Linked DNA regions of Mus musculus: region 1 is linked to region 2. A link is a loop called in an ENCODE intact Hi-C map of the cell type or tissue named here. Cell type or tissue: gastrocnemius. All regions are shown on one strand. Links, peaks and the distances in the headings refer to the core of each region. The heading gives the core; the rest is flanking DNA.

The links. Peaks named below come from ENCODE experiments on the same cell type or tissue, not always from the same donor. Only the 100,000 strongest peaks of a DNase experiment are listed, where the experiment ranks them.
Region 1: it touches region 2 in a loop (2.6-fold over the local background); 3 of 42 quality-filtered maps call a loop at or near these places.

What each region holds. Positions count from the first base shown.
Region 1 is chr1:53,024,736-53,041,096 of GRCm38, forward strand. No RefSeq gene overlaps it. Among named protein-coding and RNA genes, the nearest start is that of Mstn, 29 kb to the right of the region's middle. In gastrocnemius, for the core only: a CTCF peak has its summit at 8,042 (motif pointing left); no DNase peak of the experiment used is centred there; H3K27ac peaks cover 118 bases.
Region 2 is chr1:52,837,507-52,853,867 of GRCm38, forward strand. It overlaps Hibch (3-hydroxyisobutyryl-Coenzyme A hydrolase), which reads left to right and starts at 7,532. Exons shown (of 14, transcript NM_146108.2): 1 at 7,532-7,638; 2 at 16,162-16,204. The coding sequence starts at 7,604. In gastrocnemius, for the core only: a CTCF peak has its summit at 7,690; DNase peaks (open chromatin) are centred at 6,425, 6,802, 7,437 and 8,048; H3K4me3 peaks cover 2,175 bases; H3K27ac peaks cover 2,101 bases.

The DNA of each region.
Region 1 (16,361 bases), core at 4,262-12,261, 190 kb after region 2:
AGACCCCAAGACTTAGGAAATAAACCTCTGTCTTAATACAAGATTTTAAGAGGCCTATGAGGTCCTAGAACTGTTAAGCTTGCTGGATGCCCTTCTTTCAGCATTACAGACAAAGACATTCCTAAGTTATGTTGTATGTTTGGTCACTGTATTTAAAGAGCCAAAACAGAACGTTTTAAATTAGAACTGCCATATTATCCATATCCTTCTATTGCATACATGACTGTCTTAGGGTTTTATTGCTAGGAAAAGACACCATGACCAAGTTAACTCTTACAGTGGCAAACATTTAAGTGGGGCTGCCTTACAGTTTCAGAGGTTCAGTCCATTATCATCATGGTGGGAAGCATGGCAGTGTGAAGGCAGACTTGGTACTGGAGGAACCAAGAGTTCTACATCTTGATCTGCATGTAGCAGATCTCTTCCACAGGCAGCCAGAAGCAGGGTTTTTTCTGTACTGGGCAGAACTTGAGCATAGGACCTCAAAACCATATATTGTCCAACAAGGCCACAACTACTTCAACAAGGCCATACCTTCTTTTAAATTTTTAATTAATTAATTATATACTTCATATTTTATCCCCTGGCCCCCCACCACCCACCCTCCTACTGTTCCACATCCCATACCTCCTCCTCACTCCCCTGTCTTCACGTGGATGTCCCCACCTCCTATCCCACCTGACCTCTAAACTCCCTGGGTCCTTCAGTCTCTTGAGGGTTAGGTGCATCATCTCTGAATGAACACAGACCCAGCAGTCCACTATTGTATGTGTGTTGGGGGCCTCATATCAACTGGTGTATGCTGCCTATTTGGTGGTCTGGTGTTTGAGAGATCTTGGGGGTCCAGATTAATTGAGACTGCTGATTCTCCTACAAAATCGCCTATTTCCTCGGCTTCTTTCAGCCTTCCCTAATTCAACAATGGGGGTCAGCTTCTTCTGTCCATTGGTTGAGTGCAAATATCTGCATCTGACTCTTTCAGCTGCTTGTTGTATTTTCCAGAGAGTGGTCATGCTAGGTCCCTTTTTGTGAGTGCTCCATAGCCTCAGTAATAGTGTCAGACCTTCAGACCTCTCCTTGAGCTACATCCCACTTCTGGCCTATCAGGGGACCTTCTTTTCCCCAGGTTCCTCTCCATTTCTATCCCTGTAATTCTTTCAGACATGAACAATTATGGGTTGGAGATATGACCCTAGGATGGCCCCTTTCTCCCTCATTTGATGACCTGTGTTCCTGCTGGGCATCAAATGAGTTCTCTCTTCCTACTGTTTGGCATTTCATCTAAGGTTCCTCCCTTTGAGTCCTGAGAATATCTCACCTCCCAGGTCTCTGGTACATTCTGGAGGGTCCCCGCTCCCTCTTAACCCCCGAGGTTGCCTGTTTCCAATTTTTCTGCTGACCTTCAAGAGTTCAGTCCTTTTCTCTCACTGAATAGCAGATCTGGTTGTCCCCCTGTTCATTTTCCCTCCAGGTCCCTCCATCCCTCCCCATTTATTATTGCGTTCTTCTTCCTCCCAAGTGGGACTGAGGCATCCTGACTTGGGCACTTCAGCTTGTTGGTCTTTTTCAGTTCTATGGACTGTATCTTGGGTATTCTGTACTTTGTGTGTGTGTGTGTGTGTGTGTGTGTGTGTGTGTGTGTGTGTGTGTGTCTAACATCCACTTATTAGTGAGTACATACCATGCATGTTCTTTTGGGTCTGAGTTACCTCACTCAGGATGATATTTTCTAGTTCCATCCATTTGCCTGCAAAACTCAGGATGTCCTCATTCTTAATAGCTAAGTAGTATTCCATTGTGGAAATGAACCACATTTTCTGTATCCATTCTTCTGTAATGGGACATCTGGGTTGTTTCCAGCTTCTGGCTATAACAAATAAGGCCACTATGAACACAGTGGAACACATGCCCTGTGACATGGTGGGCCATCTTTTGGGTATATTCCCAAGAGTGGTATAGCTGGGTCTTCAGGTAGATCTATTTCCAATTTTCTGAGGAACCTACAGATTGGTTCTCAGAATGTGCCAGTTTGCAATCCTACCAGCAATGGAGAAGTGTTCCACTTTCTCCATATCCTCTCCAACATGTGTTGTCACCTGTGGTTTTGATCTTAGCCATTCTGATTGGTGTAAGGTGGAATTTCAGGGTCATTTTGATTTGCATTTCTCTGATCATTAAGGACTTTGAACATTTCTTTAGATAATTTTCAGCCATTCAAGATTCCTCAGTTGTGAAACCTTGGTTTAGTTCTATACCCCCTTTTTGGATTCGTTTGTTTGTTTGTTTCTTTGTTTGCTTTTAGTGATTAACTTCTTGAATTCTTTATATATTTTGGATGTTATATCCCCTCTATCAGATGTGGGGTTAGTGAAGTTTTTTTCCCAATCTGTAGGTTGCTGATTTGTCTTATTGACTTTGTCCTTTGCCTTACAGAAGCTTTCCAGTTTCCTGAGGTCACATTTATCATTTCTTGATCTTAGAGCACAAGCCATTGGAGTTCTGTTTAGGAAATTTCCCCCTGTGCCAATGAGTTCAAGGCTCTTTCCCACTTTCTCTTCTATTAGATTCATTTTATCTGGTTTTATGTTTAGGTCTTTGATTCACTTGGACTTGAGCTTTGTGCAAGTTGACAAATATGCATCTATTTTCATTTTTCTACATACAGACAACCAGTTAGACCAGCACCATTTATTGAAGATGTTTTCCTTTTTCCATTGTATATTTTCCGCTTCTTTGTCAGAGATCAAGTGTCCATAAATGTGTGTGTGTGTGTGTGTGTGTGTGTGTGTGTGTGTGTGTGTTTCTTGGTCTTCAATTCTATTCCCTTGATCAATGTGTCTGTCTCTGTATCAATACCATGTAGTTTTTAATCACTATTGCTGTGTAGTAAAGTTGAAGTCAGGGATGGTGATTCCCCTAGCTGTTCTTTTATTGTTGAGAATTGTTTTCGCTATTCTGGATTTTGTTTGTTTGTTTGTTTTTGCTTTGGGTTTGGTTTTTCGAGACAGGGTTTCTCTGTATAGCCCTGGCTGTCCTGGAACTTACTTTGTAGACCAGGCTGGCCTCGAACTCAGAAATCCGCCTGCCTCTGCCTCCTAAGTGCTGGGATTAAAAGTGTATGCCACCACACCTGGCCCTATTCTGGGTTTTTTGCTCTTCCAGATGAATTAGAGAATTGCTTTTTACTTATCTTTGAAAAGTTGTGTTAGGATTTTGGTGGGAATTGTACTGAATCTATAGATTGCTTTTGGTAGGATGGCCCTTTTTACTATGTTAATTCTGCCGATCCATGAGCATGGGAGATCTTTTCATTTTCTGAGATCTCCTTTGATTTCTTTCCTGAGAGACTTGAAGTTATTGTCATATAGGTCTTTCACTTGTTTGGTTAGAGTTACCACAAGGTATTTTGCATTGTTTGTGGCTATTATGAAGGGAGTTGTTTCCCTAATTTCTTTCTCAGCCTGTTTATCCTTTGTATAAAGGAAGGCTACTGATTTATTTGAGTTAATTTTATATCCAGTCACTGTTGAAGTTGTTTATCAGCTGGAAAAGTTCTCTGGTAGAGGTTTTGTGATTGCTTATGTATGCTATCATATCATCTGCAAATATTGATACCTTTATTTCTTCTTTCCAATTTGTATCCCCTTGATCTCTTTTTGTTGTATTATTGTTCTAGCTAGCATTTTGAGTACTATATTGAATAAATATGGAGAGAGTGGGCATCCTTGTCTTGTCCCTAATTTCAGTGGGATTGCTTTAAGTAAGTCTTCATTTCAGTTGATATTGACTGTTGCTTTGCAGTAAATTGTTTTTATCATGTTTAGGTCTGGGCCTTGAATTCCTGATCTCTCCAATACTTTTAAGATAAAAGAGTGTTGCATTTTTGTCAAATGCCTTTTATGTATCTAAGGAGATGATCATGTGATTTTTTTTGAGTTTGTTTATATAGTGGATTATGTTAATGGCTTTTCATAAATTAAACCATCCTTGCACTCCTGGGATGAAGCCTACTTGATCATAGTGGATGATGGTTTTGACGTGTTCTTGGATTCATTTGCAAGAATTTTATTGAGTATTTTTGCATCTATATTCATAAACAAGATTGGTCTTTAGTTCTCTTTTTTGCTTTGGTCCTTGTGTTTCAGGTATCAGAGTAATTCTGACTTCATAGAATGAATTAGGTAGTGTTCCTTTTCTTTCTATTTTATGGAATAGTTTGAGGAAAATTGGTTTCAGGTCTTCTTTGAAGGTCTCATTACACTAAATCCATCTGGCCCTGGGCTTTTTTTGTTTGGGAGGTTTTTAATGACCTTTTTCTATTTCCTTGTGAGATATGGGCCTGTTTAGATAGTTTATGTGCTCTTGATTTAACTTTGTTATGTGGTATCTGTCTAGAAAACCACCCATTTCGTCTAGATTTTCCAGTTTTGTTGATTATAGGCTTTTATAGTAGGATCTAATGAATTTTTAAAATTTCCTCCATTTCTGTTGTTATGACTGCCTTTTCATTTCTGATTTTGTTAATTTGGATACTGCCTCTGGGCCCTTTAGTTAGTTTGGCTAGGGGTTTACCTATAGTGTTGATTCTCTCAAAGAGCCAGCTTCTGGTTTTGTTGATACTTTGTATTATTTTCTTTGTTTATATTTGGTTGATTTGGACCCTGAGTTTGACTATTTCCTACCTTCTACTCCTCTTGGGTGAGTTTGCTTCTTTTTGTTCTAGAGCTCTCAGGTGTTCTGTTAAGTTGTTAGTATAAGATCTCTCCAGTTTCTTTACCACGGCACTTAGTGCTATGAACTTTCCTCTTAGCACTGGTTTCATTGTTTCCCAGAAGTTTGGATATGATGTGTCAAGATTTTCATTAAATCCCAGGATGTCCTTAATTTCTTTATTTCTTCCCTGACCAAGTTATTATTGAGTAGAGAGTTGTTCAGTTCCCACATGTATATGGGCTTTCTGTAGTTTTTGATGTTCTTGAAGACCTTAGGCCATGGTGATCTGGTAGGATGCATGGTATTATTTCAATCTTCTTGTATTGGTTGAGGGTTGTTTTGTGACCAATTATATGGTCGATTTTGGAGAAGGTTCCATGAGGTGCTGAGAAGAAGCTGTATTCTTTTGTTTTAGGATGAAATGTTTTGTAGATATCTGTTAAATCCATTTGTTTCATAACCTCTCTTAGTTTCACTGTTTCTCTGTTTAGTTTCTGTTTCTATGACCTGTCCATTGGTGAGACTGAGGTGTTGAAGGCTCCCACTATTATTGAGTGAGGTTCAATGTGTGTTTTGAGCTTTAATAAGTTTCTTTTATGAATGTGGGTGTCCTTGCATTTGGGGCATAGATGTTCAGAATTAAGACTTTCTATTGATAGAATTTTACTTTGATGAATATGAAGTGCCCTTCATCAAACTTGTTAACTTTTGGTTGAAAGTCTATTTTATTGGATATCAGGATGGCAACTCTTTTCTTGTTTGTTTGTTTGTTTGTTTGTTTCCTAGGACCATTTGCTTGGAAGACGTTTTTCCATCCTTTTACTCTAAGATAGTGCCTGTCTTTATTATTGAGTGTGTTTCTTGTATACAACAAAATGCTGGATCTTGTTTGCATATCCAGTCTGTTAGCTTATGTCTTTTTATAGGTGAGTTGAGTCCCCTAATATTCAGAGATGCTAAAAACAGATGACTTTTGGTTCCTGATATGTTTGTTTTTGTGGGTGGCTTTATGTGCTTGCAATTCTCTCCTTTTGGCTGTGTTGTGAGATGCTTAATATGTTGTCCTTTGTTGCAGGTATCTTCCTTGTGTGGGCATTTTCCTTCTATGATCCTCTGTAGGGCTGGATTGGTAGATAGATACGGCTTGAATTTGGTTTTGTCTTAGAATATTTTGGTTTCCCCATTTATGTTGATTGAGAGTTTTGTTGGGTACAGTAGCCTGGGCTGGCATTTGTGTCCTCTTAGAGTCTGCATGATCTCTGACCAGGCTTTTCTGGCTTTCATAGTCTCTGTTTGAGAAGTCTGGTGTAATTCTGACAGGTCTACCTTTGTATGTTACTTGGCCCTTTTCCCTGCAGCTTTAATATTCTTTCTTTGTTCTCTGAGTTTAGTGTTTTGATTATTATGTGACAAGATGATTTACTTTTCTGGTCTAATTTATTTGGTATTCTATAGGCTTCTTGTACCTTTATGGCCATCTCTTTTTTTAGGTTGGGGAATTTTTCTTCTATGATTTTGTTGAAGATATTTTCAAGTCCTTTGAGCTGTGAATCTTGCTTCTCCTCTATTCTGATTATTCTTAGATTTGGTCTCTTCATTGTGTCCTTAATGTCCTGGATGCTATGGGCTAGGATTTTTTTTTTTTTATGTTTTGAATTGTTCTTGACAGTTGAGACAATCTCTTCTCCTGTATCTTCGACACTTGAAATTCTCTCTTCTCTCTTGTATTCTGTTAGTGATACTTACATCTGTAATTCCTGACCTCCTCCCTAGGTTTTCCATTTCCAGGTTTGCCTCCATTTGTGTGTGTGTGTGTGTGTGTATGTGTGTGTGTGTGTGTGTGTTTTATTTTTGTTTCTACTTCCATTTTTAGGTCTTGGGTCGCTTTATTCAGTTCCTTCCCCTGTTTACCTTTGTTTTCCTGTATTTCTTTCAGTGAGTTATTGGTATCCTCCTTAAAGGACTCTATTATCTTCATGAGATAGGATTTTATGTCAGCTTCCTGATTTTCAGGTGTGTTGTTGTATTCAGGGCTTGCAATGGTGGAAGAACTGGGTTCTGATAATGTTCACATATATTGGTTTCTGTTGCTTATGATCTTGTGCTTGCCCCTTACCTTCTGGATATCCCTGGTATTTGTTAGTTTGGGTGACTGTCTGGAGTCTGCCTCTTTTGTTCCTGGGTTGCTTCAGGTCTCCTGGTAGACCTGCAGCCTTGGCTGTAGCAGACTACCTGTGGGGCCTTCGAACTGGGGGCTCTTTTCAGGGGCAGAGAAGCTGCTGATCTGTTGCCCTGGCTGCAGTAGATCTCCTGGGAGGCCTTCAGACTGTTGGGTCTTCAGTGGAGCAGTCAAGGTGTTGTCCAACTGCTCTGAGTGCAGCTGATCCTCAATTACTCTGCATGCAGTGGATCCTCAACTGCTCTGAGTTTAGTGGGTTCTCAAGTGCTCTGAGTTTAGTGGGTCCTCAAATGCTCTGAGTGCACTGGGTCCTCTAGGATGACTCAAGATATTGTGTCTTTAGTGAAGCAGATCAGCTAAGAGTCTGCCCCAGCAGAAAGGACGGAGCAGAAGGAGTGGAAGAGACTGAAGGGGAGTGGTATTTGGGATGGCGGGGGTTTTGGTGGGTGATGGGTCCTGAGTCTACTGGGCTCCCAGCAGCAGTTCTGGGACTCTAGGGGGGGGGGGTTCCTTACCACCTGCTCTGAGTGAAGCATGTTCTTTAAGATGGATCAGGATATGGTGACTTCACTGGAGCAGACCAGCCAAGAGTCTGCCCCAGCAGAAAGGGCTGGACATAAGGGGCAGAATGGATGAAAGGGGCAAGGCCATACCTTCTAATAGTGCTACTTCCCATGGGACAAGCATATTCAAGCCACCATAATGACCATTTCTGTTTCTGGTTTCATTTCATATATGTAGACTTTTTTCTATAAGGAGTTATAAGGCATCAACAAGACTGCAGAATTATAGATTTCTCAGGGACAGTAGGTTTTCTGTGTCTCAGAGGGTGTGAACACATTTGAGGGTACATTTTAGAAGAAAAAAATGTCAAGTTAGAATTAGGCTTTGTGTTTTTAAAAGGCATTTCTTAAATGTAGAAGAAATATAGTCATCATAGTTTTCCAAAGTTAAAAAGAGTGAGTAAATAAACACAATCAGAGAGCAAGAGAAGACAACAGCTTTCATGGGTTTTCCCATGTCCATTGAAGAAAATATGGGAACAGGGAGTTATTAGAGTCAGTGAAGCTAAAGAAAGAGCAGATCTGTTCACAGTCCAAACATGGAAGCTCACCAGATTTGTGAGAATAGTGACCCCTGCTGGAACCCATGTTATTTTCAACTCTAGAAGTTAAATGTAGGCTAGTATAAATTATGACTGAGTCTTTTTAAAACCTCACATTTCATTAATTCCTTCAGAATGTCATACTGTGCATTTCCATCATAGTCAGTGCTCCCAGACACACCCTCAGAGAACATTTGAATTTGGAAGTTGGAATTAGGTTCAGACAACATTTACTATTACTCTTTCATAAACAGGCTCTACAACTTGCTTTAGATCACATGCTGGACAATAAAAACTCCTGTTCAATCCTTGTGGGTGTTTAATCCAAGAAGAATTTTTTTTTTATCTACAAAATATCTGTAGCACAAAGACTGTAGAGGCCAAGAAAAATCTCTGGAGTATACAGTGGTTTTAAAACACACGTCTGATCTGGCTGACCACTATTAGCATGACATTTCAATTTCCCAAGCAGTGTTACACCATCCTCAGTTAGGTACTCCTACACCCTACTGGTGATAATGCACTACAAAAAAAAAAAGGCTTAAGAGGAAATGACATGACCGGCCGGCCCCTATCTTGAAGGGCTCCAACCCATTTGCCTCTGGTTCCTGCTCTGTAGCCATTGTTCAGGGGTCACACACCCACAACCCACCAGAGGGATCTCCAGTTTCCTTCAGATAAGCAACATTCTCCTGCTCTACTCCACACACCTGAGTTCCTCACACATGTCGTGGGCAGGGGTTTGTGTGTTTCTCCATTCTGTTGCAGTGCCACAAGGTGAAAGTTTCACAAAACTCCTTCTGCATTGCACTTTTTACATCTTTACAATTGGGATTACAGGACCAATTGTTTTTGCTTTGTTTTATGGCAGTGAGGACTTCCGTACCATTTTCCCTAAGTATGTCAATATGTGCCTAGCTTCTTTTTCTTTTTGTGTGTGTGTCTGTGTGGTGTTCGGAGAAAAATTTTTTAATTGTTAAACTGTTTTTTTAAAAAAGAATGTTGCTTATGTTTTATAGAAAAGGTGATGTTTTTGTCCTTCAGAAAGCAGAAAAGGCTTAGTAAAGGGGTTATGATAGATGTTTGTCGTGTTTAGACTCAAATGGTAACAGAGGTTTCTCTGCTTTCATTATCAAGGTCAGTACGGTCAAGATCAACACCCAAGGCTGCCACTGAGGAAGGCAGCAAGCCTCAGGGTGCATGGCTTTGCCTGACTGCTCATTTGACCGGGCAGACAGATAGATTCTCATAAGAAGAGGTCTACATTAATGCAATGGCAAGGATTTAACTGGCAAAAGTGAAGAACTTAAAGGCACTTTTGGAAACCAAGTAAAGGAGGTCTGAAGATGAGTTTTAAGATAGATATCTAAGAGTAGGCAGAGTCAGCTGATTTTTGTCTCAGATGAACAATACTGCTAGGCATCAACTGAGAAAGAGACTGTCAGTAGTCAAGTAGGCTGTTCCATATGGCCAACCCTTCAGATGCCAGTTAGCTAGTCTCATTAACTACTTACTCTGTGCTTGTACAATTGGTTCATGAAGATATTTGGGTCTTGGGAAAGCATGTTTGTTATATATGACTTTAGAAAGCATATCACCAAGGCTGATGTGGCTGCTACTGCTGGTGAGTACCCATCTTCAGTAACAACAGAGGCCAGTATGACATCACTATGGTGACATCACTCTCAGGCCTTGCTTGGTACTCAGTGACAGAGACTGTATTAGAATTGTATCACCAATGTAAGAAAAATGATGAAAGAACGTGTCTTCTTTCCCTGTAATTTCCTCTTGCCCTGCTACCTATGCAGTGACAGCGCTAAGGATGGTGGGACCTCCTAAATAATGCTTTTGACTAAGGGACATCATTTAAGAAAGATTCAGAGGGCCCATCTCATTACTAGAGAAAGACGAAATGATAATACAGTGGTGGAATGAATTATCTATCATTTACTTATGTTGTCAAATGAGATCATGAAGCTGCCCCACAATTATAGTAGACTTGCTTGTACAACTGTTTCATGAACATATATGAGTCTTGGAAAAGCATGCCATTCACTAATTTATCATGTTTTTTTCAAAGCCAGAATACTAAGCTAAGAACCAAAAGGTAGGAGTTGTTCTTTTATTTTAGTTTTATTTTTTTATTCACAAGCTCATGTTTCAAATTCCATGATGCAGTGCTCTTATATCTAAGTGAAGAATAATTCTTCTAAGAATCACCAGAAAAATTCTAGGATGTCCCTTCACCATGTACTCTTTATGCAACTAAAACCAACAGTCACTAGCTGATTCTGGTTATAAAATAAGAAAAGGGTTGGTACTGGCCTGCAGAAGGAAGAAGGAGGCTATGTCTAGAAGCCAAGGGGTTCCCTTGGCTACTGTCAGCATTCCCATATCGACTGTAAGAGTTATTGGAAGATTGGAGTCAGCCAAGCAGAGTAGAGGTGACTGAGAGTTGAGATACGTCCACAGTGCAGCCCAACTAAAGCATGAGCCAGGGACAGCTGTAGGGAGAATGCCTGTCAGTACTTAGGAGAATGTTGGCAGCATAAGTCAGAGGCAGAAGATGGACTTTGCATCAAGTTGATTAAGAAAATGAGAAATTGTTCTCCCGAAGCCCTTTCAAGGCATTATTTATAGTGTGACCCCAGTAAGAGTTCAAGTTGCAATCATTCCATATGTATAAAAGCCGAATGTCTTTTCAGAAACACTGATTATTTCTTTCACAATATTTTATGCAATATCAAGGACACTCAACAAGAAAGTGCCAAAGGTAGAGCTCAATGTTCAGTGCTTTTTACAGCTTCAATATTTGAAGATTACCATCGCTTTTCTTTTTAAGGCAGGATTTTCCTGTGTAGCCTAGGCTGAGTTAGGACTCTCTGTGTATAACAGATTAGCCTTCAACTCATGACAATCCTCCTGTCTCTGCCTCCTGAGTGTTAGAAAACAGCTGCACACTACCAACCTAGTTAGGAGTTAAAACCACTTACAATTTTTTACATTGATTAATTATATTATTTTATGTGTGGATGTTTTGCCTGCATGTTATCTGTGTACAACTTGAGTGTCTGGTGCCTATAGAGGTCAGAAGAGGGTGTTGGATCCCTGGAGCTGGAGTTACTGATGGCTGTGTGTAACCATATGGGTGCTGAGAATTGAACCCAGGTCCTCCAAGACATATGGTATTGAGCTGTTCCATATGGCCAACCCTTCAGATGCCATATGGATTTGAACTCAGGACCTCCAAGAAGAGCAGTCAGTGCTCTTAACCACTGAGCCATCTCTCCAGCCCAAAATAAATCTATTCTTCTTAGTGATGTATTAATTTTTATTTCATGTGCATTGTTGTTTTCCTGTGTGAGGATGTAGGATACCCCTGGAGCTTGAGTTCAGTTAGTCAGGAACGACCAGTGGGTGCTGAGACTTGAACCCAGGCCCTCTGGAAGGGGAGCCAATGCTCTTAACCACTGAGCCGTCTCACAGACTCTATTGCATATGCCAGCAAGATTTTGCTGACAGGACCCTGACATAGCTGTCTCTTGTGAGGCTATGCCAGTGCCTGGCAAATACAGAAGTAGATGCTCACAGTCAGCTATAGGAAGAAACATGGGGTCCCCAATGGAGGAGCTAGAGAAAGTACCCAAGGAGCTGAAGGTGTCTGCAACCCTATAGGTAGAACAACATTATGAACTAATCAGTACTCCAGAGCTCTTGTCTCCAGCTGCATATTTATCAAAAGATGGCCTAGTCAGCCATCATTGGGAAGAGAGGCCTCTTGGTCTTGCAAACTTTATATGCCCCAGTACAGGGGAACACCAGGGCCAAGAAGTGGGAGTGGGGTAGGGGAGCAGGGCAGGGGGGAGGGTATAGGGGACTTTTGGGATAGCATTTGAAATGTAAATGAAGAAAATATCTAATAAAAAATTAAAAAAATAAAATAGAATGTATATTTTCAAACCTTATATTGTCTACCATTTATATTTTAATATATTTATATATAATATACATAAATATATATAATTTAATTATAAGATACAACATGGGCTTATATGTAAATATAAATTATTTGTACAATTTTAACTTGTTAATTAAAGAATAAATTCAGGCAAGACAGTATATAGAAATGTCTTTTATTATATCTGGCATATGATATAAATATAATGGTAGCATTGATACAGACTGCATTAGTAGAGAGAGGCCTAGGGATTCATGAGATCTGACTTTCAATCTTAATCATGTTTTCAGCCTAAATTAAATGTTCTGTGCTTTCATTTCTTAGTATAATGGTTAGAGTAATTCTCATCTCTAACTTATGAGCATTAAACAAACAAACAAAAAACAACTTTTTTCCCCACTGGACTTGGCTCATTTCTTTATTGTTTGTGTCAGCAAAAATGCTAAGAAAACAGCTATGGAGTATTCCTTGAATGTATAAGCATGCTATAGTAGGTATAGGATGTATAGGCTCTGTGCTCATAATAATACATTTTATAGTAGTGTAAATACTACTCATAATTATACAGTTTATAGTAGTGTCTATACTTGCCTATATTCTACTGTATTATAGTAAAATACATTTAAGTGTCACAATGTTATGGGTGAGCAGGTTCAGAGTGCAGTTGTATTCCTTAGGTCAGTTAGCTGAAGGTAGGTACAGCATCAGGTATCTTCCACCCCTGGGGTGAGGGAGAGCTGCTGCCCGGACCTGACTCCAAGTGTAGACCAGGGTAGCCTGGAGCACAGGGATGAGAGTAGGCATGCTAGACTTCTTAACATCAAGTCTGGAAGAGCCATTGGCTACCTGCTTCTCAGGGCGATCAGGGCGGTAGTGGGGGGTTGCAATCAGGAGGGAATGCGTCAGCAGTGTTAAAACAAGCATCCCTGCTCCATCTGGAGAGCTAATGCTAAAAATAGGAGCTCTGAACATGGCTCACACCAGGTCCTTGTATAATTATCCGTCTTCACAAGATGTGCCTGGCACATAGGACTGAAGAGCCTGGAGCTGTGCCTGATATACACAAGGTACTCAATAAGTGTTCCTTGAGCTGAACGGCCTGGTGTCCTCTTCCAGGAACACTTCCTTGACTGGAACTGCATGTTGACATTTATTGGGTCTCACCAAGAGCCTGGCCCTGTATATAGCGATCACCTCATCCACTTGGCAAACTTCTGTTCATCCTTCAAGATCTAGCTCAAATGTCACCTGTTCTGTTAAACCTTCTTGACTGGCTCCAGCAAAGTGCCCATGTCTCCTCACTGACAGCTCTTTGCTCAACCGTCAGAAGAAGCCTTACCACACTCAACTTGAGTGTATCTGCTTACCAGTCTGTCTCCCACTCTGCAGTGTGAGGTCATCATGTATTTATTAATTTTTTTTTTTTTTTGGTTAGTGAGACTTAACTTGGAACCAGTGAAACTATTTTTAAAGCACTCTTGTAATTTTGCTGAAAGGACAACTCACATTTAATGCATTTACTCAGGGAACTTTATCCTTATAGACATAAGGTGAGGTAATATTTTTCTATAACCAAGGAAGGATGGTTTTTATGTGACTGAGAACGAATGAATTGTCTGCATTCTCACATGTCAGCTTCACCATCGAGTAGTTTCCAGGAGATGCCTAAGATGCACACACTAGTATCTATTGTGCAACCAAACTCATGTTCTCAGGATATCTTATTTACCAGGCAACCATGTGCTGGCAGGCCCAACAAGGCTGTAACAAAGCAAACAATGAACAGCTTTGTGTAATGCACATGCATGGGGCTCCTTTCCACGGGAGTGCTACCACCCCAAATCCAACTAAATTCAGATAATTCAGATGCTGCTCTCCTTACAACAAGGTGCCATCTTAAGGAATCCACCATGAATCAAAAGTAGCATACATCAAAATTATATGTGACAAGTGCAGCCTACTGAACAGTCTGCCTTAACAACAGAAACCCTGTGGCACTGTGACTAACCTGTGACTTGTGGCCACTGTTGCTGCCTAGCACAGCAAGAACATCACACTGCACATTGCTAGCCTGTGCTAGAGTTGATCTTAAATGTGAACTCAAAACTTCATATTCTAAGGGTTTGCTTACCAGCCTATCAGGAGGTGGGACATTAGGAACTCACTTCGCCAGCTATTACAGACATTTTGTGTTCCCCTCTCTTCTCTTTCCCTCCCAGTCCTTACCCTACCCTCTTGGCTACCATGAGGTGTAACTTCTTTTTAGAATTGTACAGTTTTGTCCTAAATTTTGCCTTTCCATTTTTCAAATTTCATTTACTGCATTTATCATTTTATATTAGTACCGATAAATTTGCCTGGGGATATTGTGTTATTTCATCGAGCCTAACTGTGGAATATGTAGATCATTTCCAGCATGCTCCATTACAAGCTTTGTGGAGATCGTTGAGAGATTTTCAGTATCTGATCAAAGGGTAACTCCTTTTCCCTCCGAAAAATAGATCTTTCTGGGTTAAAGGTCATGGCAAGTTTAAAATTTAAAGCATCAAGAACTAACTGAAAAGAGGGCTAAGCAAGCTAGGTTCTTGCTCTGAAAGCATGAGGGTCTGAGTTCAGATCCCCAGCACCCAGGTAAAGGCCAAGTGTGCCAGCAAGCTGTCTGAGCCTTAATGCTAGAGAGTGGACACAGACTTCAAGGCTGCTGTGACCTGCCAGTCTAACTGACAGGGTAAGTCCCAGGATCCAGGAAGACCCTATAGTAACAAAACAAACAAACAAACAAAGATGTAAAGCAATGAAGGAAAACAACTGACCACAAAGGTGTTGACCTCTGACCTTTGCATGTCCACATACCTTGTACACACATGCACACAGAGACAAACTGTAAAATGCACACTCCCATCATCTTACTCACTTTTTCTTATCAATATATGGGGTGATTAACTTATGAGGAAAAAGATATATTTAGTCCACATTTTCTAGAGAGCACATTTCCAGGCAAGATCAGGTGGCCCACGGCTTTGGGCACCTGATAAGACAACTCACCATGTGGAAACATGTGTTTCAACCACAGTACCATGTGGAAATGCATGCTCCAAGCCATAGCACCTTGTGAAAAAGTGTGTTCAGATCACAGAGCACCATGTAGAAACGTGAAGTCAGTCCACAGCACTACCTGGACGGGATAGCTCTCTGTTTCTACTCTAACCCTAACACTTCAACAAGAAACTTGTGTCCCTGATAATTTCATCTTCTTATTTGACTGTGAGGCTGAACATGTTTTCACAGCTAGATTGACTATTATTTTTGAGCGTGCTGGTTTAAAAGCAAGACAAAAATACACCTTTCCTCCCATTCTCTTCCCCACCCCTTGCTGTGTTGGGATGTTCCAGATCCTCTGTTTGAGGCTGTGTGTGATTAGCTGATACTGTAGTAGCCTTGTTGTTGTAAACCACTAGAACAGAATGTAATATACAAGAAATAACATTTTAAGAAAGTAACCACTATAGCATCATACTGTGGTACCTGAAAGATAGAAAATTAACAAAAACACGGCTGTGGTGTAAGAGCTGTTCCAGAGGCAAAGAGGAAAAAACCAGGCAGACTAGTAAGATAGAGCTTCTAAAGCAAGGCACTAAAAACCAATGAGATATCCACTAACTCCCACTGTGGGGGAGAGAGTCTGAGAAAGGGAGCTATGTCCACAATGACTGGGCATCTGTGGGGTATGCTAGTGTCCAAAGTAAGCTATACAGAAGTGCAGAGTGACCAAACAAAGCAAGACGATATGATGTATAACAGGGAAGAATAGTTGATAATAACTGACAAAACAATTCATAAGTGATACAATGTTCAGATGTGGACCACAGCAATAAAACAACACAATTATAAAAATGCTTATTGTTTTACCAGAAAGCATGAACATGAAAAAGAAAACATAAAAAATGGATTTTAGAGCAATAGAAATACAGCAGCTGAAATGAGAAACCTCACTTGGTAAGATTTGTATTACTTTCTTAGAACACAGATGTCCCTCAACAGAGGAAATGGATATAGAAAATGTGGTACATTTACACAATGGAGTACTACTCAGCTATCAAAAACAATAAATTTATGAAAATTTGCTTAGGCAAATGGATGGATCTGGAGAATATCATCATGAGTGAGGTAACCTAGTCACAAAAGAACTCACATGATATGGACTCACTGATAAGTGGATATTAGCCCAGAAACTTAGACTACCCAAGATACAATTTTCAAAACACATGAAACTCAAGAAGAAGGAAGACCAAAGTGTGGATACTTCGTTCCTCTTTAGAATGGGGAACAAAATACCCATGGAGGGAGTTACAGAGACAAAGTTTGGAGCTGAGACGGAAAGAAGGACCATCCAGAGACTGCCCCAC
Region 2 (16,361 bases), core at 3,578-11,577:
ACTATGCCTGCAACAGATCTAGTATAGGAGGTTTCCTTGGGGAGGGGGAGAGCAAAAAGTCATCTTGGAGTGGGAACATGTGGGAGAGGTAGAGGCAGGCAGGCAGGCAGGCAGGGTCACAAAGAGAGGGAACAATGGGAGACTCAGAGACAGAAAGAGAGGGGAGGGAGAGAGAGAGAGGGAGTCGGAGGGAGGGATAGAGGGGAGGGGAGAGGAGGGGAGGGGAGGAGAGGAGAGAGGTGAGGGAAGGCAGACAGATCAGGAGTGGCTGGGGCCCCACTTATGCATCTAGCACACCTGGCACATCTGGCAGCAGTAAGTGACTATGGTTGCTGAGGGCTGGCTAGTGGGAATGCCTGATTACTAACACCCTTCCCTCACTGCTCAGGGAGCTATGCAGAAGAGGAGATAGAAAGATGGTAAGGGCAAGAGGCAAACAGGACTGACACACACACACACACACACACACACGAACTCACAGAGACTGTGGCAGTGAGCACGGGGCCTGCACAGGTTCAAAGAAGATGGAGTCCCAGTCCTGAGCAGGGAAAAATGAACATGAGTTTCCATCCCTAACCAAGAAGCTATCTTCAAGCTACATCCACTTGCAAACGAAAACTTAGTTTTCTTCAGTATAGTCTCACTGAATATATAAACCACACTTAAGGGTAGGCCTCATCCCCAACAGTAAATAGCAACACAAACTCAATGGTGCCTTTGTAGACTTTTTGTCTCATACTGCTGTGTTTGGGCAATTTGTGTCCTACTGGTTTTTTATGTATTAGGGATTTTGATTTGTGTTTCTATGGGTTTGGGTTTTGTGTGTGTGTGTTTGTTTTGCCTTTTCTTTCTTTATTCTGAGTTGTTGATCTATTTTCTAAAGTTAAAGGGAAAAAAAAGGCATGGAGTTAGGTGGGTGGGGAGGTGGAGAGGATCTGGGGGGAATTAGGAGAGAAGAAATCATGATCATAATATATTGTAAGAAAGAAATGTTTTCAATTAAAAAAAAAAAAAGGAAAGGCCGGGCAGTGGTGATGCACGCCTTTAATCCTAGCACTTGGGAGGCAGAGGCAGGCAGATTTCTGAGTTCAAGGTCTACAGAGTGAGTTCCAGGACAGCCAGGGCTACACAGAGAAACCCTGTCTCGAAAAACCAAAACCAAAAAAAAAAAAAAAAAAATAGGAAAAGTACTTTCACAGATTAACAATTTTGGTTGCAGAGGGGCTCATTTTACTGTAGGTGCAGAACAAGGAGATAGAGCCAGATTTCATTAGTTAAGCCTAACACACCTCTAAAACCTCAGGCTCCAGCAGGCTGCTTCGCTGCACATGGAGATTAAGTGAATGGCAGCTCAGTTAGAGCTGTTGAGCCTTGTGACATGAGTGGAGGGTATGCAGTATCTTTTGTGAATGTATACACAGCTCCGCATTGTTGGTGGCCACTGACAAGGCCTGTTTTCTCTTTCTTTCTTTCTTTCTTTCTTTCTTTTTTTTTTTTTTTTTTTTTTTTTTTGGGTTTTCAAGTCAAGGTTTCTCTGTATAGCCCTGGCTGTCCTGGAACTCACTTTGTAGACCAGGCTGGCCTCGAACTCAGAAATCCGCCTGCCTCTGCCTCCTGAGTGCTGGGATTAAAGATGTGCGCCACCACTGCCCGGCTAAGGCCTGTTTTCTAAACACACCTGTGATCCACCTCTGTGTGTGTGTGTGTGTGTGTGTGTGTTAAGAGAGTGAGAGGCCTTCAGCTGTGTTGCCTCAGTCCCTTATGTGAGTGCACATTGAACTTTGTACAGGTGGCCTATCATCTGTGTGTGCACTCTGTGTACCAGGTCCCTACAGTCAGCAGAGAAGAGAACTGTGAGAGGCAACAAGGAAAGCCACTTCACCATGACTTAGTTAGCTGGGCTGGGCAAACTTCTGTAATCTTACCCCAAGTAGGTTTTCTTTCCTTCCTTCCTTCCTTCTTTCCTTCCTTCCTTCCTTCCTTCCTTCCTTCCTTCCTTCCTTCCTTCTCTCTCTCTTTTCTTTTCTTTTCTTTTCTTTTCTTTTCTTTTCTTTTCTTTTCTTTTCTTTTCTTTTCTTTTCTTTTCTTTCTCTTTCTCTCTCTCCCTCCCTCCCTTCCTTCCTTCTCTTTCTGTCTGTCTGTCTGTCTGTCTGTCTGTCTGTCTTCCTTCCTTCCTTCCTTCCTTTCTTCCTTCCTTTCTTTCTTAAAAAACATATTTAAGCACATATTTTACTTTAGAATAAAGTTTTCTCTCAACAATTATCACAACAAAATGGTATGGCTAAATTGAAGCACATTTGCAAAGTATGCATCTTTTGCAAAGTACCTATGACCTCTTCCACTGGAATGGCTTCTATTGAGTGAAAGCAATGCTCAGGATAAGGGGATTAGGGTGAAGCTGGGCTCTACAGAACAGCAAAGATTACCAGGTTATTAGCACAACCATTCCCAGCCTTGAGGGTGGAAAAAAAAATCAGGTATGCACATTCCTTCCGCAGAAGAGAAAAGTGTCTGTGTTAAAAACAGTTCTTGTTTCTCTATTGCTATTTGTAAAGGGGGGTGGGTGCTTGTGAACTTCAATATTTGGCCTGCATGCAAGGGTACATGAGACTGCCACATTCACTGGATAAATTACACCATTGCAGGATATATGTTCTGAAACAGCTGACTCCGTTTTTCTTTTTAGTTTAACCATGTTAGATTTCAAGCCTGTCCTTGGGTGCAAGTCACCTTGATTTTTGTTTTGTTTTGTTTTTACTTATTTTTTGTTCTTCCTCAATAATTTTGTGAATTACACATTGTAAATTGTTTCCATTGTTCCAAGAACTGACTGACCATAAAATATTTCATGGTATGTTAACTGTCTATTCATAACACATACCTTTCCCATGATCATAAACACATACACACACACTTCAAAATTCTGCTTTTCTTAATCACTTGTAATTTGTCAAAAAAGGCCTTTCTGTCTCTAGTCTGGTTTGCTTTCATTTTCTTACTCCTGATAAGAGTGTAAAGTCTGTTCTGGTTGATATATATATATATATTGCCATGCAGAGTCTCAGTGGATATCAACACCATAACACTTCAACCCTGATATTGGTTTCTGGATTGTTTTGACATGCTCTAGGGACTTAATTTAAATCTTGACAAATTTTATACTCTTATTTTTTCCCACACAATCAGGTCTGTGCTATTGGGTATCTTTTTTGTGCACCGTGTAAAGACTTTGTATTGTTCAAATGCTGATACGTGTGGCCGAGATGTTAAGGCAGACTGGACTTCAACATTGTTAAACATCACCTGTCTTAGTGTTTTGTAAACACCCCGTCCAAACCTTTTGATTGGTTTAATAAAGAGCTGAATGGCCTATAGCAAGGCAGGAGACAATAGGTGGGACTTCTGGGCAGAGAGATAGGAATTCTGGGAGAGAGTGTGAGGTGGGAGATTTGTTATTGAGATGCAGAGGAATTTGAACTTATGAAACAAAGGAAAGGCATGTTTGAAAGTGACATCTAATTGAGGGGCAGATAAATTGAAGAATCGGAGAAATATTTGACTGAGTGAGTCAGAGATAGGATACACCCAACTCTCTTGAGAACAGCACAGGAAAGAAACTATTTAAGAGCATGTAGTTCCACTTTGTACATTAAGAGTTCTACATCTTCAGCTGAAGGCAGCAAAAGGGGACTGTTGTTTTCTATAGGCAGCTAGGAGAAGACTGGATTCCACACTGGTGGAGTCCACCTTACACCTTACACCTTACACAGTGATCCACTTCCTTGAACAAGGCCACACCTACTCCAATGAGGCCACACCTCCTAATAGTCCCACCCTTTTGGGCCAAGCATTCAAACACAAGAGTCTATGGGGGCCAAACCAATTAAAAACACGATACCTTTCCTGTCCTCCTCCCTTCTCCTTCCTCCCTCTCCCATACAATCCCACTTAAGTAAAAGTATTAATCAGAAAAGAAGTGAAGTGCTAATATATGCAGCAATGTGAATGAATCTTGAAAAATGCTATGTGGAGTAAAAAAAAAAGCTAATTGCAAAGGCCCACATATCGATTATACACTATGTGCCCATGGCAGTCATATGGGCCATCAAGCAGAATTCCTCGGTGGTCTCTGCTTCCTTTGAAGTCACGGCAGGAATTATTCATAAACTGTAAGCTGAAGTAAACCCTTTCCTCCCCAAGTTGCTTTTGGTCACAGTCTATCACAGCAATAGAAAGTAAGCTAGGTTAGATATGGTGTCCTTGTCTAATAATGAGAATATTATACAATCAGTAGTAATGCTGAGTGTTGGACTGATTTCTTAATGTACAAAGTGAAACGACATGATCCTTTCCTAGGAAATTATTAGAGGCTTTCAAGATAGTTCACTGGGTAAAGGCACACAACTGAGTAAAGCCCGACAACTTGAGTTCATCCCTGAGACTCAAATGGTGGGAGGAGAGAGTCAATTCCTGCAAGTTGTTCTCTGACCTCTCCATATAAACCATTGGACTTGAATGTGTATAGATACACACAATAAAATAAGTAAAGAAATAAATAAATAAGGAAAAGTTTCAATGGCAGAGAATTAAGTCAAAATAGGGCCCCTCTAAGCATGAAGACTGCGAAGCACAGACCCCTTTCACATGAAGTCAGGAAAAAGATGGTTTGGCTCTAGCTACAATATAAAAGTTCATCTTTCCAGTAACATATGCTGCTGCATAGGCTAACAGATTCATTCCTTCCCTGAGTGAATAGGACACGATGCCTTTTGACTGTGAAGCCAAATGGCAACCACTTGTACCTATTCGAGGACTAACTGCAGGTCAGGAATTCTTTGTGTCTTCCACTTGTATGGTGTCTGTTGGCTTCCTCTGTTCTCTAGCCACTATTATATTTGGTCCAGGACAGAAAGATCATTTCTGATCAAGTATCTTACAATATGCCAAAGACTAAGAATAACTTCTTTAAGGTCAGGGTATACTTCAGTGGATGACAAACACCCCTTTAATTTTTCACTCTGAAACTCTTCTCAGATTCCCTCATTTACTATTAATATGCCAACACGTTTTTGTTGATGTGCTTACAGCTAGACATCTGTATGAATCTAGAAGAAACTCAAGAGTAGTGGGTGTCTTGGTTAGGGTTTTACTGCTGTGATTAGACACTATGACCAAGGCAACTCTTATAAAGACAGCATTCAATTGGGGATGACTTACAGGTTCAGAGGTTCAGGCCACTATCATCAAGGTGGGAGTATGTCAACGTCCAGGCAGGCATGGTGCAGGAGAAGCTGAAAGTTCAATACCTTGTTTGGAAGACTGGCTTCCAAGCAGCTAGGACAAGGGTCTTAAAGCCCAGCCCACAATGACACAGTTCCTCTAACAAGGCTACACCTACTCCAACAAGGCCACACGTCCAAATAGTGCCACTCCTTTGGGCCAAGTATGTTCAAATCACCACAGTGGACAGTTAAATATGGGGTTTATTTAATAAGCTGCTTTCCAGAACAGGTATGTTTTCACTGATATTTCTAGTTTGTGAGCATTCTCTTAATCAGATATTTTGTCTCAGAGGAAGACTGAGGGATCTGTAACTTTTCTGAAGATAATTAGCAATGTTTCGAAGCAAGTTCAGCTATGTAGAGTACTAAACTCTGGTCTTTCCTCAATGTCAAATGCATCTCATATGTTTCTGACTCAAAGAACATTTAATTTACTTAGTTTTCCTAGACAGGGTCTTGCTGTGTAGCCCAGGTGACCATTCTGTTTCAGGTTTCTGAGTGCTGGAATTATAGGTGTGTGTCATCGGGTCTGGTTTAAATTTACCTTTTCATTAAAAAATTATTAAAATTACACAGCCAGGCATGGTGGCACATGCCTTTCATCCCAGCACTCGGGAGGCAGAGGCAGGTGGATTTCTGAGTTCGAGACCAGCCTGGTCTACAAAGTGAGCTCCAGGACAGCCAGGTCTATACAGAGAAACCCTGTCTCAAAAAACCAAAAAAAAAAAAAAAATTACACAAACTCCTTCAGATCAATTAATACCTGCTGATTAAACTTAAAAGCCAAACATAGATAATCAACTGGGCATTTCAAGACAGCCTAGTCTAGGGAGCAAACTCCTTTCCTTTCCATTTTTTAAAGTAAAAACCACTACCGTATTTATTGTTTCTCAATATTACAAAGAAAAGGCAATGCAATCTTTTTACATTAAATGTGGTAGTAAAAAAATTATATTTAAAGGTTTTTGAAATTTCTTATTAGATATTTTCTTTATTTACATTTCAAATGTTATCCCCTCTCTTCCTTTCCTTCTCCTATGGAAACCTCCTATCCCCTCCCCCTTCCCCCTGCTTCTGTGACAATGCTCCCCCAACCAACCAACCCCCCTCTCTGGCTTCCCCATCCTGGCATTCCCCTACACTGGGGCATCCAGCCTTCACAGGACCAAGGGCCTCTCCTCCCATTGATGCCTGACAAGGCCATCATCTGCTACATATGCACCTGGAGCCATGGGTCCCTCCATGTGTACTCTTTGGTTGGTGGTTTAGTCCCTGGGAGCTCTGGGGGTTCTGGTTGGTTGATATTGTTGTTTGTCCTATGGAGTTGCAAACCAATTCAGCTCCTTCATTCCTTTCTTTAACTCCTCCATTGGAGACCCTGTGCTCAGTCCAATAGTTGACTGTGAGCATCCACCTCTTTGTCAGGCTCTGACAGAGCCTCTCTGGAGATAGCTGTATCAGGCGCCTGTCAGCAAGCACTTGTTGGCACCTACAATAAAAAGTCTCTGGGTTTGGTGACTATATATGGAATGGATCCCCAGGTGGGGCATTCTCTGGATGGCCTTGCCTTCAGTCTCTGCTCCACACTTGCCTCTGTATTTCCTCCTGTGGGTATTTTATTTCCTCTTCTAAGAAGGACCAAAGCACCCACACTTTGGTCTTCCTTCTTCTTGAGCTTCTTGTGGTCGGTGAATTGTATCTTGCCGAGCCTTTGGGCTCATATCCATACTGTGTGTTCTTTTGTGATTGGGTCACCTTACTCAGGATTGATACTTTCTAGTTCCATCCATTTGCCTAAGAATTTCATGAAGTCATTGTTTTTAATGGCGGAGTAGTACTCCATTGTGTAAATGTACTACATTTTCTATCTCCATTCCTCTGTTGAAGGACATCTGGCTTCTTTCCAGCTTCTGGCTATTATAAATAAGTTTTTCTACTTTTCTCTTTGCTTTGGTTACTCACCTCTCAGCTTTCGTCTTGGCTCCTCCTCTTCCTCCTCCCCTCACTAGTTAACGCCCCTAGCCAGGACCCGCCCCACCTTTACCCGGCCTGGCCCTGTCTAGTGTGGCCCTGCCCACTGCTCTTGCTGGTTTCCTAACTGCTCCTGTTTTGCCCCGCCCCGCCCCGCCCGGCCGGGCCCGTGAGCGTAGCGCAGCGGAAGTGTAGGCGTTGGGCCGCTCTGGCCCACCGGAGGACTTGTCATCAGTGACCCCGGCTCTCCTCTGCTCTCATCGGCTGTGGGCGGGGCTGTGGGCGGGTCTAACTACCAGAGCCGGTGGAACCACTACACTCTGCTTCTTCTGCTCTTGGGTTTTTAGGCCATGGGGCAGCCATATGCGTGGCGGCTCCTGTCGAGGTGAGTTGGTGAGCAAGGCAGAGCTAAGGGCCGGCTTGGGGGAAAAGGCTCACAAGTGTCCCCGCAGGTCTCGCAGATCTAGTCGCCTTTGTATGGCAGCCTCTGCTTTGCTGCCCCGCGGCGACCTCAGCGGCGATCGCAACGACATGCGTCCTCTGACTTTGCTCTTTTTCTTGCAACAGCACCTTCATTTTCCGTCCTCTAGCATCTGTTAGGCCTTGACGTCCCACAACTTTCTCCCCCCTCCGTTTGTCTCCTATTTATTTTCTTTCTTGGAACTGGGCGCTGTGTGGGGACGTGCCACCTGATTTACTGTGTAGGGTATTTTCTTAAGTCACACAGAAATGACAGGTTGTGTACCTGGGCTCCGGGTAAGGAACTTGATTATTTCAGCTAGCAGTAGTAGCAGCGCAGGCAATTGGAACTCACAGAATAATGTTGTGACCATTTAGCGTGGCTTGACCGGAGCAGTGCAGATATTAACTTTCTAAGAGTGTCTCTCACTGCAATCGGACCTTGGCAGAAGGAAATGTGGTAGCACCCATTTTAGGAGCTTTGGCTAGTGTAATTCCTTTTCCCCAGTACCATACGCAAAAACTTCAATTTCCCCCCTGTGGAACTCTTCACTGAAGTACTTTTGGGCGATGAAATGTGTGCTGTTAGACATCTGTGCAGTCTAGGAGCATCTCAGACGTGGAACGCACCCTTGTTCCGTCTGCACGTTTCTTATGCCTTACAGTCTGTTGTGGAAGGTTCCTGCAAAGGCATAGAATGTTTCTTAGTTCTAAATGAGTAGTTACCAGTGGAGTTAGGGAGATGGTTCCGCGGTTTTAAGAGCCTATACTGCTCTTAAAGGACTGGCTAAGAGGACAAAGTTCTGCTTCCCGTGTGGCTCATAACTACCTTTAACTCCGTCTCCAAGGAATCTGATAGTTTCTTCTGGATCCATTGGACACTTGTACTTACATGGGCATACATATATACATAGTTAAAAACACATCTTAAGCCGCGCATGGTGGCGCACGCCTTGAATCCCAGTACTTGGGAGATAGAGGCAGGGATTTCTAAGTTCAAGGCCAGCCTGGTCTATAGAGTGAGTTCCAGGATAGCCAAGGCTACACAGAGAAGTCCTGTCTCAAAAAACAGAACAAAACAAAACATCTTAAAAAGAATAGTGCCTTTTTAGCAGAAAGCACCAACGATACTCAGGTATTTTTGTTACATGTAGAAGTTGCCTTGCTTCTCTTTTTTCTTTTGTGGTGAATAATAGCATCTGCTCACATAATCATTGTTGTTGCTTCTTGATGATGGCAAATTCTAAATTATTTGGGAACAATAATTTAGAGGCATGTATATTAACAAAGTTAACTTCATCTAGAAAGATTCTGTCATTACTGTGGTTCAGCTTGTCCCTATTTCACTCCACATTTCAACATGTAAAGTGCCAGGACCAAATTGGACAGTACTGATCTGAGGTCTCCCTTTCCTAGATCCAGTCCTGGGATAGCAAAAGGGATTGGAGACAAGGTCATGCAGTCAAGAGGAGCGGATTCCACAAACCTGGAGGGAGATCCGGAGAGTTTCTGGAAGGAAAGGGGCGGGTGTGCCTTGGTTGATGTGATTGGCTAATGCCATTGAACTTAGCCTTCCTTTGCTCCTCTGGTGCTGTCCTGTGTTCCTAACATTGCAGTGCCAGTTTAGCAGTTGGGTGGTTTTCTCTGTCTCAACAGCATTTCTTTAAGAAGAGAACTTTCAAATGTATTGTATAGTTGATTATTCTGAGTCCTATGCCGAATGCTTCAATTGTACTTCAAATGCAATTGAATTCAATTATATGTCAGCTAGATCTCTAAATGATCTCTATCACTCATTTTTGTCTTTTGTTGGATACTAAGCTATGAGTTTCATTGTGGCAGTTCTGTACACACTGTTTCTGTGTTTCTGTTGTTGGTTCTATCCCCACTCTCCTCCCCTGGCTGTCAGTGTGCTGGTCAGCCCTCCTCCTCTACTCCCTAGCTCTTCTGCTTCATGGCACTTTGGTCTTTTACTCTCATTCCCTCCCTACCATCCTGTAGCCTTCCCTTAAGAGATCCTTTTCTGCTCTCATGGTCCTGTTTTAGTTTAATGACCTACACTTACCATCAATCTCTCTCTCTCTCTCTCTCTCTCTCTCTCTCTCTCTCTCTCTCTCTCTCTCTCTCTCTAGCATCCACAGACATGCTGTATTTGTCTGAGCCTGGGATACATTGCTTAACATAGTGTGCTGACTAGCTTTCATGCCAACTTGATACTAGCTGGAATCATCTTAGAGGAGGGAATTTCAGTTCAGAAAATGCCTCCATCTGAGGGGGCTTTAGGTAATCCTGTAGGGCATTTTCTTAACTAGTGATTTACGTGGGAGGGCCTGGCTCTTTATGGATGGTGACATCCCTGTCCAGGTGGTCTGGGGTGTTAGAAGAAAGCATGCTTGTCATGAATATGCCATGACAAGCCCATAAGCAGCACTCCTACCTGGCCTGTTCATCAGCTCTTGCCTCCAGGTTCCTGTCCAGTTTGAGTTCCTACTCTGTCTTTGTCTTCCTTCAGTGATAGGAAAGTGTAAGCCAAATAAAGCCTTTGTTCCCCAAGTTGCTTTTGGTCTTGATGTTTCATCACAGCAATAGAAACCCTAACTAAGACACATGGTAACTTCCAGTTCCTGCTTTCCTGCCAATGTCATGGCTTTCCTGCTCTCAATTTCTGTTGTGCCCATGTGCCACAGTCTCCTTTATCTGAGTTATTGATGGCTGTCTAGGCTGCTTCCATTTGTTTGCTGTTGTGAATGATGCAGCAGGAAACAAGCACCCAGCATCATTTTGGTAGGGCCTGTAGCCTCCTACTGTTAGCTATTTCTCCCACCCTCCCAACCCTTGCCTCTTCTTGTAGATGTATATATCACCCTCAACTTAACACTTGTACACTTTGCAGAAACTGAATGGGCTCACTTTCTTCTCCCAGCTTGAGTGAGTCCTGGATGTGAATGATACATAAATGTTACTGAGTTTTACTTCAGTGCCTGCTCTCACTGGCTTAGAAGCTCTCCTAAGTGCCTTCCTGGTAATGGAGTGAAATACAAGCTTACTAGCCTGGATCTCAAGGATTTGAATCTACGTTTCCTTTATGGGTAAAATAATCTGTTGTAGCTACGGGGAAGCACTGTTCTGGGCACTGGTTATGCTGTAGGCAGTGTGGGCCAGATATTCTTACCAATCCTTAAGTAAATACTTAAGACCAGGTGATATTTAGTTACTGACCTTGATAAGTACTTTAAAGAAAAAAAAATTACAGATTGTAAAGCCAGCTTTAGATAAAGAAGGCTAGCTAACTCTGTAAAAAGATTGCTGTTAGCCGGGCGTGGTGGCGTATGCCTTTAATCCCAGCACTGGGGAGGCAGAGGCAGGCGGATTTCTGAGTTTGAGACCAGCCTGGTCTACAAAGTGAGTTCCAGGACAGCCAGGGCTACACAGAGAAACCCTGTCTCGAAAAACCAAAACCAAACCAAACCAAAACAAAACAAAAATAAAAAAAAACAAAACGAAACAAACAAACAAAAAAACCAAAACAAAAAACCCAAAACAAAACAAAACAAAACAAAAAAGCAAAACCAAGACTGCTGTTAAGCAATATACCTGTTGCACTCTGCCTGCCTACATTGTTCAAGCAGGATGCTGCTTGCTGCCTTTGTCCTTCATGTCTGGTTGGACATCAGTGCAATTTTTGAGGCTTACTATGCATTCTTAGAAATCTGTGCCAGGAGACACAAACCCAAACAGACCAAGCAGAAACATGTAGTGATGGTCACTACATGATAGCAGTGGGGGCCGGGCGGGGACTGCTGGGTGAAGGAGAAGGCTCTTTGCCTCAGAGACAGCTTCTCAGCTCTGGCATCGATGCTGTTGGTAAAATGTACACCTACTGTCCCTGCAACTGTCAGAGTGTCTTTTAAAACTTTTGTACCCTCTCAGTTGGAAAATGGCAGCTTAGACAAAGTCTCTTGATTTAAACAAAATGTTTGTTGTTTTAAAATAAACGTTGACTAAATAGGAACAAAGTAATATCAAAAGACACTCACAAACCAGGCATAAGTTCTTAGCATTCATTGTGAGCTACAGTGTTTGTATTTATCTCTTACAGATAGGTACAGGTTCTGGTGCCTCTGGTGATCTGTGCCTGTTACCTCCTGATGTGTCCTCAAGTCCTCACCTCTCTGTTAAGCTTCAGGGTCTTTTCTTCATTTGTTATTGAGTGTTTCTGCTTTATGTCACCGCATACGCAACCTAAAAATCAAATTCTTATTCATCCTATAAAGCAGCCAGTGACCTTTTAAGGACACTGCACTCTCTTTCCTATTCTTGCGTAAAGTCCTCTTTGTTTCCAGAGTTTTCACTTCACCACCCAGTAAACAAGTGGCTGTGTTCATTTCACCCGGGTTGCTTATCTGCCTTTTGACCTGTTCACCCTGAGGGCTGCTGGGGCAATCTCCTATCACCCTACATTGCTTGAACACTTTCAAATACAGCTGTGTGATTTTGTAAACTTATATTTGCTTTATTGGATAATTTGTAAAGAAGTTTTTGACATTTTTATTCTAAGATTGTGGTGTTTTGTTTTTGTTATTGTTTGTTTGTTTGAGACAGAGTCTCTCTGTAACTCTGTAGACTGGGCTGGCCTTGAACCTGCCTCTGCCTCCCCAGTGCTGGAACTGAAGCCATGCACCTTAGTGTGTATTGTACAAAGTTCCATGTCCTGCCTTCAGTCTCTTCTATAGTAGGACTCTGGTGGAGTAAAAATATTCTGCATTTTGAGCCAGGTTCCAGTGTACACATGGTCCTTGTCTAGGCTACAGTTGAAAAACTAATTTCACATTGTCTCCAGGGATTACATAGGCTTGCTGATAACTGGACAAAGACTTCCGAACTTCCACAGATGTGTGGAACCTTCCCCTGTCTCCCAAGGGCAGCTTTGGAGGTAGCAGAAAAGTGAGAGATGATTAAGCTTGGAATTACTTGTAGCTTGAACTCTCAAATATCATGCTTTGTTTTTGTTGTATGTAATAGGGATTGAACCAAGTGCTGTATCATTGAGCTATATCCCAAGCCCCAAGTTCAGTTGTTAAATAATAGTTTACTATGCATAGCACTAAATGGAGACAATATGATTAGTATAGGCAATGGCAGAGGATTTAGTTACACTTAACCTTTCTTCCCTTGTCATCCGTCTGTCTGGTATGTTTGTGCCTGCAAGTGCCTTGCCTAGTGCTTTGCACTTGGGTGTGGTAGGTGTGGGCTACCTTATTTTGATGCCAGCAGAACTGTATCTCAAATTAAACTGGGATTTGAAGTTAGGCCCATGTTTTTCATGCCCGCATATGTCTTGGGGAGTGGTTAAGTTTGAGCTGGCATATAGGCACTCGCCTTATTAAGGACTCCAGAATCTTTTGGGCCACTTGCTTGTACTCTGTCATTTTGTGACACTTTAAACAAAATTCCCATGCCTGTGCCTCACCTCCATAATTTAAACTTCACTGGGGTTGTTATGATCAGAGTTTTGGTGTATTTGCTAGATTCTTCAGCAGATTCTAGTGTACTCTCATGGGGGGACACTTGAGTCTTTAGCAGATTCTGGTGTACACACACACAGGAACACTGGGATCTTTAGCAGATTCCAGTGCACACACACAGGGGACACTTGTCTTCAGCAGGTTCTAGCTTATAGACGAATGGGAAACACTGGGCTCTTCAGCAGAGTGTATTGTATTGCATCCTTACCAAATTAGGAAAAATTATAGATTCCACATTCTCATACGCAAAATAAATAATCAAAATATAAATTAAAATTTCATGGACTTTGATTTGTAAAATACATTTTGATTACAGAAAATTAAATGGAAAGTTTGTGCAAAAATTTTAATAAATATCTAATGGCATGTACAGTGTTATACAGATTAGTTTGAACACATCTCCACTATTCATTTCTCTCTCCTAAATCTCTGACCGATGTTTATCTTTGTGTGAATTTCAGAATTCTGCCATTTTCAAAATATCCTACAGTTGAAATCTCACAGTGTTAGTCTTTTCAGTTTAACTTTCTAGAAGAAAACATTATTTAATTTTCATTCTAACATTTGTGGGATGTTCGTGTTGGTAGCTCATTTCTTTTTGTGACTTATATTCTTGTATGGATTTATTTAAGAACACCATGGTTATACCTATGTTTTGGATTTATACATGAAGCTAATAAAATGCATGTGTAAGTTTGCAAGTTTTCTTGTAAGTGTCTGGCTCCTTTAACTCAAACTCGGAGTAGGATGATTGGATTATATGGTATTGTAGAGAACTATCCTCAAATATAACAACCATCATCTTCACAGACGCACACGCACGCGCACGCACATGGCAACACACACACACACACACACACACACACACACACACACGGTGCATTCCAAACCCAGGGTTGTAGACTCTTGACAGAGAGACTTAGTGGACCCTCACCTGAGATTCCAGCCTCTCCCTCCTACACCTCCCAGTCTTTTGTCTGTAATTTTGTGCTAATTGCACATGACCTTATGTTATGGTCTTGGAAGGTGCCAGAGTGTTTAGATCATGGAAGGCTAACAGAAGCAGGAACATCATCCATGCAACTGTGGGAAAGTTGACAAATTTGCTGGGACAAAACATTCTGGTGGCGTGGCTGCTTAAAGTTACACGTAAGCACTGTAAGTAACCCTCATACATGCTCTGTAAGTAACCCTCATACATGCTCTGTAAGTAACCCTCATACATGCTCTGTAAGTAACCCTCATACATGCTCTGTAAGTAACCCTCATACATGCTCTGTTAGTAACCCTCATACATGCTCTGTAATTGTAACCCTCATACATGCTCTGTAAGTAACCCTCATACATGCTCTGTAAGTAACCCTCATACATGCTCTGTTAGTGACCCTCATACATGCTCTGTAAGTAACCCTCATACATGCTCTGTTAGTAACCCTCATACATGCTCTGTTAGTAACCCTCATACATGCTCTGTAAGTAACCCTCATACATGCTCTGTTAGTAACCCTCATACATGCTCTGTAAGTAACCCTCATACATGCTCTGTAATTGTAACCCTCATACATGCTCTGTTAGTAACCCTCATACATGCTCTGTTAGTAACCCTCATACATGCTCTGTAAGTGACCCTCATACATGCTCTGTAAGTGACCCTCATACATGCTCTGTAAGTGACCCTCATACATGCTCTGTAAGTAACCCTCATACATGCTCTGTTAGTGACCCTCATACATGCTCTGTAATTGTAACCCTCATACATGCTCTGTAAGTAACCCTCATACATGCTCTGTTAGTGACCCTCATACATGCTCTGTAATTGTAACCCTCATACATGCTCTGTAAGTAACCCTCATACATGCTCTGTAAGTGACCCTCATACATGCTCTGTTAGTAACCCTCATACATGCTCTGTTAGTAACCCTCATACATGCTCTGTAATTGTAACCCTCATACATGCTCTGTTAGTAACCCTCATACATGCTCTGTAAGTAACCCTCATACATGCTCTGTAAGTAACCCTCATACATGCTCTGTAAGTAACCCTCATACATGCTCTGTAAGTAACCCTCATACATGCTCTGTAATTGTAACCCTCATACATGCTCTGTAAGTAACCCTCATACATGCTCTGTAAGTGACCCTCATACATGCTCTGTTAGTAACCCTCATACATGCTCTGTTAGTAACCCTCATACATGCTCTGTAATGTAACCCTCATACATACTCTGTAAGTAACCCTCATACATGCTCTGTAAGTAACCCTCATACATGCTCTGTTAGTAACCCTCATACATGCTCTGTAAGTAACCCTCATACATGCTTTGTAAGTAACCCTCATACATGCTCTGTAAGTAACCCTCATACATGCTCTGTAAGTAACCCTCATACATGCTCTGTAAGTAACCCTCATACATGCTCTGTAAGTAACCCTCATACATGCTCTGTAAGTAACCCTCATACATGCTCTGTTAGTAACCCTCATACATGCTCTGTAAGTAACCCTCATACATGCTCTGTTAGTAACCCTCATACATGCTCTGTAAGTAACCCTCATACATGCTCTGTAAGTAACCCTCATACATGCTCTGTAATGTAACCCCGACATGAGTTTTGGTTCTCCAGGTTGCATTAATGGAATTATTTTGGTTTATTTTTGATGTCCTTTAAGTAGGTGGTTGGCATTTGTTTCCATCCCCAAGAAAGTTCCCAAAACACATGGGAGGAGGGTGAAATTTTGGAAGAAATCAAAGTCATTTAAAAATGGATGCATCATTTCATTGCTGTGCCTGTCAACAGTGAATGAGTTTTAAATCTGATTTTCAAGGATTTGTTCCAGTAACCTTTAGAAGAGGCTTTGAGGCTGTGTAGAGTTTGTACATTGAGATATAGTAACCTGTTACTGTGCTTCTCTACATCTGTTTCAGGGTCAGCTCCTTCAGAAGAGCCAGCGTTATTCTGCAACATCTGGTACGTTTGCAGTTTCTTTTGTTGGGATCGATAGTCTATGGTACAGCTTAAGAGTGTCACCATTAGGGGAATAGTCAACACTGGGTTGGCAGGTTTCCCTGGTCCCCTAACACTGTTGTCAATCTCCTAACCATTTGCCACTTCCTACACTGTGTTG